2 separate regions of the Homo sapiens genome follow, and region 2 is linked to region 1. Evidence: read pairs that join two places in POLR2A ChIA-PET (ENCODE). Cell type or tissue: Panc1. All regions are shown on one strand.

Region 1 (2,500 bases):
GGAGACATCCTTCCTGTCCCGACTCCTAGACTGTTGGGGCAGGAAGGAGGCGTTGAAAGAGCATCCCTTCCAACCCGCTCATGTTGCAGATGAAAGCTGAGGTCAGAGAGCGACGGGGGCTAGCCCAAGCCTGCACAGTCATTGGCAGGGCCAGTACTGGAGCTAAAGAAAAAAATCAGTAATACTGATTCTGTCTCTATTGAAAATTTGGGGGCTTTAATAGTTTTTTTGCATTAATTTTGATTTTTTAGAATATTGCATACAATATTATTTATCTTGATTACTGAGTTTTTTGGTGCCTCTTAAATTTTGTGCTCAGGGCCTCACTTGCATCAACCTAGCCTCGGCCCTGCCCTGACTCCCAGCCCAGAGCTCTTGGCCCTCCCTGGCTTGCAGCCAAAGGAGAAAGTGAGCCCTGAAGCTGGAGCCACACTTGCCTCTTCAATGCAGAGAAGTCCCGTTCCCGTCTCTGGGTCATACTGACCATCTGGCATCTCTGCCCTCTGGAAGAACCACTGAAAGCGAGTCTCCTTCTTGGTGTTGGTCACCTGGGGAAGGTGGGGAATGAGGAGACTCTGTCAGGCTTGTTTCTTTTTGAGTAAAAACACACCTGTGCACACTTTCAGGCATCTCAGTGGAGTCCTTTCACATACCATGTGTCTCCTCTGCTGGCCTCTGGACTCTGAATTCTTGCTAATGGTTTTCCCTCTGCCTCTTGATCCCTGCCTTACTCTATTTTTCTTGGAAATGTCCATGTGCTTCAGTTAAATGTCATCTCCTCCAGGAAGCCTTTTTTTTGAAGCATCCCATAGTCACCCCCTCCATCACGATTCATCAATGTCCTGCCCCATCCGGGTCAAGCATGAGGGATGCTGTTTTCCAATGGTCCTGCCTTGAACATGGGCTCCCAAGGCCCACAGAGACCACTTCATCATCTTTGTACGTTCAGTACCGTGCAGAGTGGCACAAAATAGATGCTCTGAGTTTACTGAATGAATATGCTTCTGGGAGAGCACCCACCCTCCCCTTCCCCAGTTATCTAAACAGGCTGAAGAGTGCTAAGAAGGACCTTAGGCTTTGGAATCAGATAGACTTGTTCAAACCTGGGCTCTCCCTCTTACCGTGTGGCCTTGAGCTATTTCTCCATTTGTTTTCTCATCTATGAAGTGAGGATAGTAATGCCTGTGTCACAGATGATTGTGAGGCGGATGAAATAATACTGTGAGTCTCTGAGCACAGGGTAATCATAAACACAGGGATACCCCTCAACATATAAACCCTCGTGGGCTCCTAGACCCCCTGACCCCTCAGAACCCCTTCTGGAGCCACTAGGATCTCGTTCAAGGCTGGTCCACCTCACACGAATCCTACCCCATGGGCGCTGGGAAGGTGGGTTTGCTTTTTGGGTTACGTGTGGTCTCCTCGGGGGTACTTTCTGTGTGTGCGATCAGCCAAGCACAGAGTATGGAATTTAGGGGGCCGGGTGGGCAGGGACAGCAACTGGGCTTGGGGACAAGCCACAGGTCCCCCTGCACTGGGCCTGGGGGCAGGGCAGGGCAGGACTTGCCTTGCACGTCAGCTGCACTTGGCAGTCCTCCGTGACCTTCCACTGCAACGGCCGCTCAAAATAGGGACCTGTGCGTGCAAAACAAATGTGCCCACTGTCAGAGAGCCAGGCTCAGCCAGGGTGCCACCTGTGTCCAGGCAGTGCTGGGGGGAGGGACAGCTAATGGCTATGGACTTCTCAGATGCTGCCTCTGCCAGGGCTGGGACTGGGGTGAGGCAGGGGCGGTGCTCAGAGCGCAAATTTCTTTCTTTCTTTCTTCCTTCCTTTCTTTCTTTCTTTCTTTCCTTCTTTCTTTCTTTCTTTCCTTCTTTCTTTCTTTCTTTCTTTCTTTCTTTCTTTCTTTCTTTCTTTCCTTCTTTCTTTCTTTTTCCTTCCTTCCTTCCTTCCTTCCTTCCTTCCTTCCTTCCTTCCTTCCTTCCTTCCTTTGTTTCCTTCCTTCTTTCTTTCTTTCTTTATTTTTGAGACAGAGTCTCGCTCTGTTGCCTAGGCTAGAGTGCAGTGGCGCAATCTCGGCTCACTGCAAGCTCCGCCTCCTGGTTTCAAGGATTCTTGTGGCTCAGCCTCCTGAGTAGCTGGAATTACAGGCGTGTGCCACCATGCTCGGCTAATTTTTGTATTTTTCATAGAGATAGGGTTTCACCATGTTGGCCAGGCTGGTCTTGAACTCCTGGCCTCAAGTGATCTGACCACCTTGGCCTCCCAAAGTGCTAGGATTACAGGTGTGGGGCACTGTGCCTGGCTTCAGGGTGCAAAATTTAAGAGGGCTCAGCTCTCACCCTCAGGTCAGGCAAGAGCTATTTTGATCTGGCACTGGGACAGAACTGGACTGAATGACAGTGGACCTCCCTTGGGGACCCAGCAGGGCTGGGGTTCCCATTAATCCGCAGTCCAGCATCTCTAGCACGAACCAGTGGCCAGGGATTTTGAACTTCA
Region 2 (2,500 bases), 55 kb before region 1:
TGCTTTGCTCCTCCAAAGATTCCCCCTGCACCTGCTGAAGGCTCATCCCATACTAAGCAAACCCTTCTAGAATGTAAGCTCTTCATGGAAACTCTGTCTCTACCTCTACCTCTGTGCCTGATGGAAACCCAGACATCTGAGATTTCCTCTGTAGCTCTCTCAAAAGGATGCCACTCCTTGTCTACTTCTCAAATACCTGGGATCAGGAAGTGGGTAAGGATTCCTCTTTGCTTTTCAGGGCTACTTCTGAACCATTTCTAGTATAAAGCCCCTTGGTCTTTCAACTCTGCTATGACCCAGATATACTCCTGTCTGTTCTTCCCTCTCCCCAATTCCTGGCTATTCCTCTCATTTGTTGAAGGTTTTCAGAAGTGGTATTATTAAGAACATGGGCTTTAGAGTCAGGTATGTCTGGGTTCCTGTGTCAGGTGTGCCACTTACTAGCTGTGCAATCTTCAGCAAATTATAGTATTTAATCTCTGAGCTAATTATAGAACTTAATCTCTGAACTTAACTTTTCTTAGATGTAAAATAAGATAACGGCAATCACCTTGGAGAGTGGTTACTGGCGTTCAACATTCATTCAACTAAAAGTAAGTGGAATAAAATAATTATACATTGATATATGTTCTGTGAAGGGTTTAGGATAGAGAATAAAGGGGGCACTCCACCATGAGGGAGGTTCAAAGGGGAGGTGCCATTTGAGCCGAGACCTGAAGGAAGAGAGGGAGGGTTAAATGAAATAAAGCACACGGAACCACTTGGCACAGCACGGGCCCATAGTGAACTCAGTGTTAGTGAAAATCATTTTCCTGGTAAGGGTGGTGGCAGAGGTGAATGGCTTTCAAAGCTGAAGTAATTGCAAGCTGAGTTGATCCTGGTCCAAGTGAAATAGTGGCATTAGTGCTTGGTGGTGGTAGTGGCAGCAGAAGCAGTAGTTTTTCTATCAGATCAGTTTTTCTCCTCTCCTCTCCTCTCCTCTCCTCTCCTCTCCTCTCCTCTCCTCTCCTCTCCCCTCTTCTCCCCTCTCCTCCTCCCCTCCCCTCCCCTCGTTTCGTTTCATTTCATTTCCTTCCCCTTCCCTTTCCTTTCCTTTCCTTTCCTTTCCTTTCCGAGACAGAGTCTTGCTCTGTTGCTTGGGTTGGAGTGCAGTGGTGCGATCTTGGCTCACTGCAACCTCTGCCTCCTGGGTTGAAGCGATTCTTGTGTCGCAGCCTCCTGAGTAGTTGAGACTACAGGCGTGTGCCACCATGCCCAGCTAATTCTTTTGTATTTTTAGTAGAGACAACTGTTTTCCATGTTGCCCATGCTGGTCTCAAGCTCTTTTTTTTTTTTTTTTTTTTTTTTGAGATGGAGTATAATCTCAGCTCACTGCAACCTCTGCCTCCGGAGTTCAAGCAATTCTCCTGCCTCAGCCTCCCAAGTAGCTGGGATCACACACCACCATGCCCGGCTAATTTTTTGTATTTTCAGTAGACACGGGGTTTCACCATGTTGGCCAAGCTGGTCTTGAACCCCTGATCTCAAGTGATCTGCCTGCCTTAGCCTCCCAAAATGCTGGGATTACAAGCATGAGCCATCACGTCCAGCCGATAATAATTACATTTCAAAGGGTGGCAGCATTAAACCCATCTATCATCTTGAATTGTCTCAAGACAAAGACTTTTAAATTATGTGAGAAGAGGACTGGTAGAATACAGAGGTAAAAGTAAGGTCTTCAGACTTAAAAGCTCTATCTAAATAAGATCTTTTGATGTGGGTCATTCATGAAACTAAAGCAAACAGATGAAGCCTACTAAGATCTTGAAGGTTTGGATTGTCAAAGAGCCTGCCCCATTCAGCCGTGTCATTCAGCACAGCCCGTGACTGTTCGGCCCCAAGGCAGTTGATGGTGCCTGATCTACATGGGCAGGAGAGGTCTGCTAAAGCTCTTCAGCCTCTAGGAATGGCCTTCCCCACAGTGCCCTCCCCAGATGCAGCCATGGGGAATAGCAAGCAAGGAGAATCCTTCCAGAGAACAAAACTAAGGGCTGTAGATTGACCAGCCAAGGAACTCTACTGCAGGGATAGCGAGTCCCCACTACTCCTGCCCTGCAGGACTGTACAAGTGCGATGGACCAGAGACAGCTGAGTGTTTGCCATGTTCTTTTTTTCCCAAAGGGAGTTTTTATTGCACTTATCCTGTTGGGGAGAGATAAATTGTCTTTAAGCTTACAGATCTCTAGTCATGAGAAGCCACATCCTGACCCTAATCCTCTAGAGATCCTGGACTTTGAGCTGGATTTAGTAACTGGATGTAACTTTATTGCTGTATCCCTTGGGGAGGGCCAAATGCATTTCCTTTTTCTTTCTTCTTTCTTTTTTTTTTTTTTTTTGAGACGGAGTCTTGCTCTGTCTCCCAGGATGGAGTGCAGTGGTGCGATCTCAGGTCACTACAACCTCCACCTCCCGGTTCAAGTGATTCTCCTGCCTCAGCCTCCTGAGTAGCTGAGATTACAGG

What was found. ChIA-PET counts read pairs that join two places held together with the same protein. Peaks named below come from ENCODE experiments on the same cell type or tissue, not always from the same donor. Only the 100,000 strongest peaks of a DNase experiment are listed, where the experiment ranks them.
Region 2: POLR2A ChIA-PET joins it to region 1 with 15 read pairs; 5 of 35 experiments call an interaction of 5 or more read pairs at or near these places.

The regions. Positions count from the first base shown.
Region 1 is chr1:24,065,454-24,067,953 of GRCh38, forward strand. MYOM3 (myomesin 3) reads right to left here. Exons shown (of 37, transcript NM_152372.4): 28 at 1,568-1,635; 29 at 438-548. It overlaps MYOM3-AS1 (MYOM3 antisense RNA 1), which reads left to right and starts at 1,309. Exons shown (of 3, transcript XR_001737930.2): 1 at 1,309-1,389. In Panc1, no CTCF peak of the experiment used is centred here; no DNase peak of the experiment used is centred here.
Region 2 is chr1:24,009,983-24,012,482 of GRCh38, forward strand. LOC105376863 (a long non-coding RNA gene) reads left to right here and starts at 535. Exons shown (of 3, transcript XR_947072.3): 1 at 535-593. In Panc1, no CTCF peak of the experiment used is centred here; no DNase peak of the experiment used is centred here; H3K27ac peaks cover 1,741 bases.